Linked DNA regions of Homo sapiens: region 1 is linked to region 2. Evidence: read pairs that join two places in POLR2A ChIA-PET (ENCODE). Cell type or tissue: MCF 10A. All regions are shown on one strand. Links, peaks and the distances in the headings refer to the core of each region. The heading gives the core; the rest is flanking DNA.

What was found. Peaks named below come from ENCODE experiments on the same cell type or tissue, not always from the same donor. Only the 100,000 strongest peaks of a DNase experiment are listed, where the experiment ranks them.
Region 1: POLR2A ChIA-PET joins it to region 2 with 6 read pairs; 2 of 35 experiments call an interaction of 5 or more read pairs at or near these places.

Annotation. Positions count from the first base shown.
Region 1 is chr1:150,166,657-150,172,239 of GRCh38, reverse strand. All of the region lies in intron 2 of LINC02988 (long intergenic non-protein coding RNA 2988), which reads right to left. Among named protein-coding and RNA genes, the nearest start is that of LINC02988, 8.7 kb to the right of the region's middle. In MCF 10A, for the core only: a CTCF peak has its summit at 3,072 (motif pointing right); a DNase peak (open chromatin) is centred at 3,099.
Region 2 is chr1:151,349,675-151,355,257 of GRCh38, reverse strand. No RefSeq gene overlaps it. Among named protein-coding and RNA genes, the nearest start is that of RFX5, 5.2 kb to the right of the region's middle. RefSeq lists a silencer at 3,858-4,058. In MCF 10A, for the core only: no CTCF peak of the experiment used is centred there; a DNase peak (open chromatin) is centred at 3,047.

The DNA.
Region 1 (5,583 bases), core at 932-4,931, 1.2 Mb after region 2:
AGGCAACTGAGGAGAATAATTAGACTGTGGTCATTGTTGTGATGGAAGCAGAATGATAAGGTAACAATTCTGTTGGAAGGGGTGCCTCTCAAGACAGAGCAGCCAGAGAAGGCTCATAAGAACTGATGTTTGGATAAAGAAGTTAAAAAAGAGAACAAGGGTATTTTAGGCAGAAGGAATAGCAAGGGCAAAGGTCCTGAGGTGGGAAAGAGCTTGGCGTGTGTACAGAACAGAAAAGAGATCTGTGTGTCTGGCCTGGGGATAAGGTTGGAGATATGCATGAGTCAGAAGAAGAAGGACCTTTTTTTTTCCCTTTTTCTTTTTTGAGACAAGCTCTCACTCTGTCGCCCAGACTGGAGTGCAGTGGGACAATCTTGATTCACTGCATCCTTGACCTCCCAGGCTCAAGTGGTCCTCCCACCTCAGCCTCCCAAGTAGCTGGGACTATAGGTATGCATCACCACGCCTGGCTATTTATTTGTATTTTTAGTAGAGATGAGGTTTTGCCATGTTGTGCAGGCTGGTCTCAAATTCCTGGGCTCAAGCTATCTGCCTGCCTCAGCCTTCCAAAGTGCTGGGATTACAGGCATGAGCCACTGTGCTTGGCAGAGAAGGGCCTTATTTGCCAAAGAAAATATTTGGATTTTTAAGAGTGACATGAAATTAGGGTGGTTTTAAGTAGTCAAGTGACATGAACTGCTTTAAGAAGACACTCCAGGCTGGGCGTGGTGGCTCACACCTGTAATCCCAGCACTTTGGGAGGCTGAGGCTGGCAGATCACCTGAAGTCGGAGTTCAAGACCAGCCTGACCAACATGGAGAAACCTCGTCTCTACTAAAAAAAAAAAAATACAAAATTAGCCGGGCATGATGGCACATATACCTGTAATCCCAGCTACTCGGGAGGCTGAGGCAGGAGAATCACTTGAACCTGGGAGGCGGAGGTTGTGATGAGCCGAGATTACACCATGGCCCTCCAGCCTGGACAACAAGAGCGAAACTCTGTCACACACACACACACACACACACACACACACACACACAAACAAAAACAAAAACAAAAACACCCACACACATACAAGAAGACACTCCAGCTGCTGAATGGGGATGAGAGGAGGCAAAGAGACATCACTAGACTATGTAGGGAAGGAGCTGGCAGAGGAGAGATGGAGAAATGGTCATATTCCAGCTATGCTTTAAGGTAGAACCAAAAAGACTTGCTGATGGATTAGATGTTGGGGATGGGAAAGACAAGAGGAAGAAAGGTTTGTCAGCTGCCTCCTCTGAGAAGCAGATACTGAATGAGGAGTGTAAGAGGCCTAAGAGGGAGTACCTATGAGAGGGGACAGGAAGCAGGGTTCAACAAGGAGAGCCTCAGACTGAAATGCAGATAGAATCTTGGGCAACATATTGGGGAACTCCAGAGCAAAGGTGTTTCATTAGAGGGGTTCGCATAGGGCAGAAATGTCCAGGCCCTAAGAACCCCTCCACTCTGCTCAGTCACTGGCCAGAGCCTGCTGAGAGCAGTGTGCCTTGGCTGGAAAACTGAGACAGATCCCTCAGCACTAACAGCTGGAGGCTGACAGCTAACTGTCCTCCTTGCAGCTGAGCAGCAAGTTCTTTCTTGAAGACAAATCCAAGTGGGGCACCTTCATGGCTACCACAGTCTTCCTTTTGTACCATGTGGATCTACTTTCCACACACATTGAGGGGTAGCTCTTCCGGGGTTTCAATGGGCTCTTTTCTTGAAGGGACTTAGTTAAGGGAGGTCAGTGGGTTAACCACAGGCTGTTGCTGCAGTTGGTCTTGCAATAGGTAACATCATTTCCCTCCTCCATTATCCATTCTAAATTCCACTCTCCCTCTCTGCTACAGATGACACCACTGTCATTTCTGCTGGTCTCGATAGCCTACCAGGTGGCGTAGCACAACCCTGATTCCTGAGAGGCTCTGAGTCCCTGATCACGTCACCCTTCACAGGCTGGGCTGCACTTGCCATTCAGGTCACCATTGGGCATGAAAGGTATCATCAAGAGGTGCTCAAGTGGCTGACCTGAGTTTCACACATATTCCTGCCTTATTGTCCAAGAGCAGTTCTAGCTCCTTTTGTTGATCAGGCTCTATATCCCTGCCCCAGGCCCACACAAAGCTGCACCCTCTAGAATACAGGCTGGAGCACTATTCCCAGGCATGGAATATGCTTGCTGCCAGAACCCTCCAGGCATTTTAGTTCCTTCTTTGTGCATGCAAGACGCAGCATTTTGTCTTTTGTTTCAGAGGCAACGTCCTAGTACACCCTTTACCACTGGATTCCAAAAAACTTTATGGGAGGGGCAAGCCCTGGAATCTTCAGAGAGTTTATGTCTCATTTTCTAGAGTGCATGTGTCTTCCCGAGGCTTTCAGGTGTCAGCCACCTCTTGCTATTCTCCCAAATTAGCCTAATGTCATTGATGAATGGAGCATTGTGATATTCTGTGGGAAGTCCAGATGATCTAGATCTTTTCTGAATGTATCATGACATAGATTGGGAGAGTTAACAACAACCCTGGGGGCCGGGGGAATCTAAATGAATATTGTCATCCAGTCCATGTGAATGCTGTTTCTGATTCTCTTTCTTGATCGAGATAAAGAAGAATGCATTTGCCAAATCAATGGCCAAATGTCATGTACTTGAAGCCATATTTATATAATCTAGCAATGACACCACACCCTGCATGATCACTCGGGGCTTGAGCTGAGCTAGGAATCGTCTATGGTTATTTCCCAGGATCCATGTGTTTTCTGCAGGGGCCAGGCTGGTGAATTAAACAGAGGTATGACACAGACCACAATCCTTGCATCCTTGAGGTACTTAAGGGTGGCAATGATCTCTATCTTCCCTCTGGAATGAGATATTATTTTGTATTTGCTATCTTGGCTGGGTGAAGGGGGACGGACACAATTTCAGAGGCTTCCACTGACCTTCCCCACATGATAGCTCTTATATCATAAAGCAGGGGCCCCACATCGGGGCTTCCCCAACTGCTGAATATACCAATCCCAGTTATACACTCAGGGACTGGGGCAATGACCACCAGGTGGAGCCACGGCCCCGGTGGACCCACTTGAAGCTGGACATCAGCCAGAATCCCCATTTTACCTGACCTATAGCCCATCATTGTAACAGGGGCCATAATGACATTTCAGGTCTTTGAATATCAGTGTCATTTCAGGCCCTGTGTCTAGTGGATATTCCTCCTCTCCCAGGTGACAGTCACCCAGGACTGGTGGAATTATTACAGTGCACACTTGCTGTGATGTTGCAGGGACCTTCCTCTCGGGGACTCTGTCACATTTTCCCATTCAATAGATTTCAGGTCTGAAAAATGTCTCAGGTCTAGGAAATGAGAAGGAATCATGACTTTTTTTTTAGTATTCTTAAAACATATATTTTATTTTAAATAGTGATAAAAACATAACATTTTCAGCTGGGTGTGGTGGTGTGCGTTTGTAGTCCCAGCTACTTGGGAGGCTGAAGTGGGAGGATCGCTTGAACCTAGGAGGTCAAGGCTGTAATGAGCCGAGATAGCGCCACTGCACTTCAGCCTGGGCAACAGAGCGAGACCCTGTCCCCAAAAAAGAAAAAAACCACACACAAAACAACATTGATTATCTTAACAATTTGTAAGTGTACAGTTTCATAGTTTTAAGTATATTCACAGTGTTGTGCAGCTGAGCTCTAGAGCTGCTCATCTTGCAACACTGACCCCCCCATACCTATTAAACAACAACTCCAAATTTCTCCCTGCCCCTGGCTCCTGGCAACCACCATTCTACTTTATGTTCCTATGAATCTGACTACTTTAGATACCTCATATAAATAAAATCATACAGTATTTTTGTCTTTTTGTGACTGGCGTGTTTCACTAAGCATAATATCCTCAAGGCTCATCCATGTTGTAGTATGTGACAGGACTTTCTTCCTTTTTAAGGCTGAATAATGTACATTTCCCATTTTATTTATCCTTTCATCCATCAATGGACACTTGAGTTGCTTCCTTTTGGCTGTTGTGAATAACGCTGCTGTGAATATGGGTGTGCAAATATCTCAAGACACTGCTTTCAATACTTTTGAAGTGGGATTGCTGGATCATACGGTAATTCCATTTTTAATTTTTTGGGAACACTCAGACTGTTTTCCACAGCAGCTGCACCATTTTACATTCCCACCAACACTGCACAAGGCTTCCAATTTCTCTACTTCAAGACTTTTTATGGGGGCAACTGTGCTCAGCCTATTCTTGCATTTGTTTGATTTGCCCTTGTTGGCTGTTAATTTTATCCCTAGGGATATCATGTTCTATTAATCAACTTAATTTCCCCTTGACTGGCTTTTTTATTGATTGATTGATTGAGACAAGGTCTCACTCTGTCACAAGGATGGAGTGCAATGGCACCAGCCTAGGAGGCTCACTGCAGCCTCCAACCCCTGGGCTCAAGGGATCCTCCCACCTCAGCCTCCCAAGTAGCTGGAGCTACAGGCACATGCAACTATGCCTGGCTAATTTTTTTTTTTTTTGAGATGGAGTTTTGCTCTGTCGCCCAAGCTGGAGTGCAGTGGCGCGATCTCAGCTCACTGCAAGCTCTGCCTCCCGGGTCACACCATTCTCCTGCCTCAGCCTCCCGAGTAGCTGGGGCTACAGGCGCCCACCACCACGCCCAGCTAATTATTTTTTGTATTTTTAGTAGAGACGGGGTTTCACCATGTTAGCCAGGATGGTCTCGATCTCCTGACCTCGTGATCCGCCCGCCTCGGCCTCCCAAAGTGCTGGGATTTATAGGCGTGAGCCACCGCGCCTGGCCGTGCCTGGCTAATTTCTAATTTTTTTTTTGTAGAGACAGGTCTTACTATGTTGCCCAGGTTGGTCACAAATCCCTGGCCTCAGGTGATCCTCCCACCTTGCACCAGGATTACAGGCATGAACCGTACCTGGTCTTGACTGGCTCTTTGACTTTGCTGGTCATTGAGAGAACTGTGACCTCCTGGCTTCTATTGTTGCCACCTGGCCTTTATTGCTTGGCATTGGGGAGGGGGTCGGTTATTTCCATTGCTATCAATAATCCCAGCTTTGTTATGACCTCTCCTACCTTCATCCCTGGCCCACTGTCTGTCTAGCTCCCATTTTGTTTATTGATGCTGGTGCCCCCCTCACCAATGCTGTGGTAAAGGATGTGTGTCTTCCATGGAACATAATCCCACGGTGAGTCTTTAGACCTCAAATAATACATTCCAACATGTCTACTTTCCTAAACTTTTAAATTTCTTCCTCCACTGCTGATGTGGAGGAAGCATTGAAATTCAAGCATTTCAACTGGGCTGCGTGGGTCATTACTTTTTCAAGGCTTGTAGGAGCACAATAATATTCATATATCTGAACTATTTCGTGGGGTCCTTGCTGGAGTGTAAATCCTGTATCCCAAGAAAGTGCCCCTAAATTAATAAACTTTCTTATCCAGGTTTCTATTCTGATATTCTCAAAACTCTAGGTCCGGCTGGGCACAGTGGCTCACGTCTGGAATCCTAACACTTTGGGAGGCGGAGGC
Region 2 (5,583 bases), core at 628-4,627:
AGATTTCAAAATATACTATACTTTGAAATATAGTATTTCAAAACATTAACTAAAACAGTGTGTTATGGGTGGAGAAATAGACAAAAAGAATCAACAAAAGAGACATGCGCCTATAATCTCAGCTACTCAGGTCACCAAGGTGGGAGGATCACTTGAGCCAAGGAGTTTGAGGCTGCAGTGAGCTAGGATCCTGCCACCGCACTCCAGCCTGGGTAACAGAGTGAGACTCTGTCTTAAAAAAATAAAATTAAATTAAAATTTTTTTAAAAAGAGAGGCTAAGATCCAGAAATACACCTAACTATACAAGGAAACTTAGTATACAATAAAAGCATATGATAAAACTGTAAAAGGAAACAGTTAAAAGAAGAAGAAAATGATAGTATATATTGAAATGGCTGGCCATTCATTGGAAAACAAGCATATTAAATTAGATGCTATGTAAGGTGTTACTAACTGCCAAACAACCATTCCCAAACTCTTTTCCCTTGCTCACTATAGGTAACTTCTATCCTTAATTTTATGGTCATGATTCTATTGCTTTTTATTAATTATTTTTACCACCTATGTATTTACCCATAAACAATATATTGTTCAGTTTTGCCTGATATTAAATATTTATAAATTGCATTGCACTGTATGTTTTCTTCTGGGTTTTGGTTTTTTCACTTTCTGAAGTTCATCCAGTGGATGTGTGTGGCTGTAGCTCATTAATTTCCACTGCTCTATGACATTCCATCCAGTGAATATATCACAACTTATCATTCTAGGGTTGACGGATATTGGGTCATTTCCAGTTTTTGCTAATGCAAGCAGTGAGACTATAAACTTTACTGCCTGTGTTTTTAGGGCATATGTCTAAGAGCAGGATTACTGAGATATTAAATGTAAATTGAAATACTCACATATTCGACTTCACCAGGTAATATCAAACTATTTTCCAAAACAGTTTTACCAAATTACACTCCCGCAACAGTGAATGAAAGCGCTTGTTGATTCATAACCATGTCAACCCTCAATATTGCCAGACTTTAAAACTTTTGCTGTGGCTCACACCTGTAATCCCAACACTTTGGGGGGCCAAAGTGGGCAGATCGCTGGAGCTCAGGAGTTCAAGACCAGCCTGGGCAACAAGGTGACACTCTGTCTACACAAAAAATACAAAAAAATTAGCTGGGTGTGGTACCGTGCCTGTGATCCCAGCTACTCGGGAGGCTGAGGTGGGAGGACTGCTTGAGCCCAGGAGGTCAAGGCTGCAGTGAGCCATGATCACGCCACTGCACTCCAGCCTGGGTGACAGAGCAAGAACCTGTCTCAAATAAAAAAAAAAGCCAATTTAGTGGGTGTGAAATGGTATCTTCTAAAATTTGCATTTTCCTGATTATTACATAGGGAATAACTTTTCATATGTTTATGAGCCATTTCTGCTTTTTTTGTGAAATTCCCATCCATTTTTCTAGTTTGTTATCTTTTTTTTCTTTTTCTTTTCTTTTTTTTTTTTTTTTTTGAGGCAGAGTCTCACTCTGATGCCCAGGCTGGAGTGCAGTGGTGCGATCTCAGCTCACTGCAACCTCTGCCTCCCAGGTTCAAGCGATTCTCCTACCTAAGCCTCCCAAGTAGCTGGGACCACAGGTGTGCACCACTATGCGCAGCTAATGCTAATTTTTGTATTTTAAGTGGAGATAGAGTTTCACCATGTTGGCCAGGCTGGTCTCAAACTCCTGGCCTCAAGTGATCTGCCCATCTCAGCCACCCAAAGTGCTAGGATTACAGACGTGAGCCACCATGCCCAGCTGGTTATCTTTTTTTGTAGGAAGTCTTCAAAAATTCCAGATAATAATCCTTTGTCAGTTATATGTCTTGAAAATATATTCTCCCAATTTGCAGCTTGTCTTTGTATTCTTTTTTATTATTGTATTGTATTGTATTTATTTATTTATTTATTTTTACCTATTTTTTTGAGACAGGGTCTCACTCTGTTGCCCAGGTTGGAGTGCAGTGGCGCCATCTAGGTTTACTGCAACCTCCGCCTCCCAGGTTCAAGTGTTTCTTCCGCCTCAGCCTCCCAAGTAGCTGGCATTACAGGCACACGCCACCACAGCCCAGCTAATTTTTATAATTTTAGTAGAGATGGGGTTTCACCATATTGACCAGGCTGGTCTTGAACTCCTGACTTCAAGTGATCCACTCATCTCAGCCTCCCAAAGTGCTGGGATTACAGGCATGCGCCACTGTGCCCAGCTGTTCATTTGTTTCTTTCTTTATTTATTTTTGAGACAGAGTCTCACTGACACCCAGGCTGGAGTGCAGTGGTAAAAAAAAAAAAAAAAAAAAAAAAAAGCTCCAGATACAGTGGCTTACGCCTGTAATCCCAATATTTTGGGAGGCCAAGATGGGCAGATCACTTGAGGTCAGGAGTTCAAGACCAGCCTGGCCTACATGGTGAAATCCCATCTCTACCAAAAATATAAAAAATTAGCCGTGTGTGGTGACACGTGCCTGTAATCCCAGCTACTCGGAAGGCTGAGGCAGGAGTATTGCTTGAACTCGGGAGGTGGAGGTTGCAGTGAGCCGAGCTTGTGCTGCTGCACTCCAGCCTGCGTGAGAAAGCAAGACACTGTCTTAAAAAATAAAAAAAAAATTCACTCCCAATCTTAGTAGGCAATGTATAATAGTGTCCAAGAGCAAATTCTGAATGAAATGAGAGAGGAGAAAGAAGAAACCAGTCAGGCAGGCAGTTAAGGTGGGTCCTTGGTAAAACTCCTTCAAACAAAGAACAGCCTGAAAATTAAACTGCAGGCCCCAGATAAGTGACAGCCCGCATCCTGGAATGGAAATACCTACTCTAGGAACCCAGATGAACAAATACCACTCCCTTTTTGGACATATTTCACTCTCTTTGGCACACCTTAGTCTCTTAGTTTTCATCTATTTTACATATGCTTACCTTTCTGTGATTGGCCACAGCGGGAGTCTTCATTTACATAGGGTGAATCATCACTTCAGCCCCTGATTGGTTCCAGGCCAAGGTCCTGGCCCAAGCTTTCACTTCAGCCCCTGACTTGGTTCCAGGCCAAGTTGTTGAGCCAAGCCTTCACTTCTGCCTCCAACTGGTTCTTTACACTATCATACCTCTTTCTGAGTGGTGCTTTCTGCAAGATAGCCTGCAGGCCCGATCAGCACACTCCTCCCTTTCCCAGTCCATAAGCCACCCTCCTCACCCTCCCACTCAGCCTCATAGCTGGCAATCCTCTTTCAGGCCCCCTCTTTGCTGAGAGCTTTTCTGTTGCTTAATAAATCTGACTCTGGCTGGTCAGGAGTTTGAGACCAGCCTGGCCAACATGGTGAAACCCCGTCTGTACTAAAAATACAAAAAATTAGCCAGGTTCGGTGGCTCACACCTGTAATCCCAGCACTTTGAGAGGCCAAGACGGGCAGATCATGAGGTCAAGAGATTGAGACCGTCCTGGACAACATGGTGAAACACCATCTCTACTAAAAATACAAAAATTAGCTGGGCATGGTGGCAGGCGCCTGTAATCTCAGCTACCTGGGAGGCTGAGGCAGGAGAATTGTTTGTACCCAGGAGGTGGAGGTTGCAGTGAGCCAAGATTGTGCCACTGCACTCCAGCTTGGTAACAGAGTGAAACTCCATCGCCCCCCCGCCAAAAAAAAAACAAAAAGCAAAATATTGGCTGGGTGTGGTAGCAGGCACCTACAGTTCTAGCTACTTGGGAGGCTGAGGCAAGAGAATCGCTTGAACCCGGGAGGCGGAGGTTGCAGTGAGCCAAGATCATGCCACTGCACTCCAGTTCAGGTGACAGAGTGAGACTCCCCCATCTCAAAAAAAATAATAAAATAAATAAGTAAATAAATAAATAAATCTGACTGCCTTACTCACTCTCCAGTGTCTACACACCTTATTCTTCTTGGTCGTGGGACAAGAATACAGAGTCCACCAGCAGTTGAAGTGAAAATGCTGGAACACTCCCTCCCACTCTCCAAACAGCAAGAGTGAAAAAGCTGCAACAGGCCAGGCATGGTGGCTCACGCCTATAATCCCAGCACTTTTGGAAGCCAAGGTGGGTGGATCATTTGAGGTCAGGAGCTCAAGACTAGCTTGGCCAAAATGGTGAGACCCCATTTCTACTAAAAATACAAAAATTAGCCAGGTGTGGTGGCACACGCCTGTAATCCCAGCTACTCAGGAGGCTGAGGTAGGAAAATCACTTGAACCTGGGAGGCAGAGGTTGCAGTGAGCCAAGTGCAGTGGAGCCACTGCACTACAGCCTGGATGACAGAGTGAGACTCTGTCTAAAAAGGAAAAAAAAAAAAAGCTGCAACGCAAAGAGCCTAGGTGCAGATCCTGGCTCCATAGCTTACTAAATTATGATGTAATCTTGGGCAAATTATTAACCTTTCAATGCCTGTCTCCTCACCTGTAAAATGGGGATAATCATAGTATCTATCTGAGGCCGCACGCGGTAGCTCACGCCTGTAATCCCAGCACTTTGGGAGGCTGAGGCGGGCGGATCACGAGGTCAGGAGATAGAGACCATCCTGGCTAACATGGTGAAACCCCGTTTCTATTAAAAATACAAAAAAATTAGCCCGGTGTGGTGGCAGGCGCCTGTAGTCCCAGCTACTTGTGAGGCTGAGGCAGGAGAATCACTTGAACCTGGGAGGCAGAGCTTGCAGTGAGCCGAGATTGCGCCACTGCTCTCCAGCCTGGGTGACAGAGCAAGAATCCGTCTCGAAAAAAAAAAGAACGGGCCCCAACACATATTAGGCTCTGTATAAATACTTGCTGTTATATGATGCTTATCCGGACAATTTTTATTGTTACTGCCCAAGGCAAGGACCATACCTTATTCAGCTTTGTATCCCTAGCTCTTAACACAATGCCTGGCATAAATTAATAGTTTCCTCTTTCCTATCTCTAGCCTTTTCTTTCACTCAACTCTACCTTCTATAGTGCTGTCAAAATCATCTCTTTTACTAGGTACTATGTACTATGATACTTTCTCCCCCCTTACTAAAGCTTCCAGTTTTTCCCTGTTATCTGCAAATTTTTAAGCTAGATAACTTACCCAAAACTCTGTTTGCAACCAAAGTGCTCTAGGTTCTCCTTCATACCAAACAGTGGTGTTAGGGCTATCTTTCCATCAGTCTATATCCATATTTGGCTTGCTATTTATTTATTTATTTATTTAGAGATGGAGTTTCGCTCTTGTTGCCCAGGCTGGAGTGCAATGGCATGATCTCGGCTCACCCAACCTCCGCCTCCCAGGTTCAAGCAATTCTCCTGCCTCAGCCTGCCAAGTAGCTGGGATTACAGGCATGCACCACCACGACTGGCTAATTTTGTTTTGTTTTTTGTTTTGTTTTTTGTTTTTTGTTTTTAGTAGAGACGGGGTTTCTCCATGTTGGTCAGGCTGGTCTCAAACTGACCTCAGGTGATCTGCCCACCTCAGCCTCCCAAAGTGCTGGGATTATAGGCATGAGCCACCACACCAGCCGGCTTTTTTTTTGTTTTTTGTTTGTTTGTTTGTTTTGAGACAGGGTCTTACTCTGTCACCCAGGCT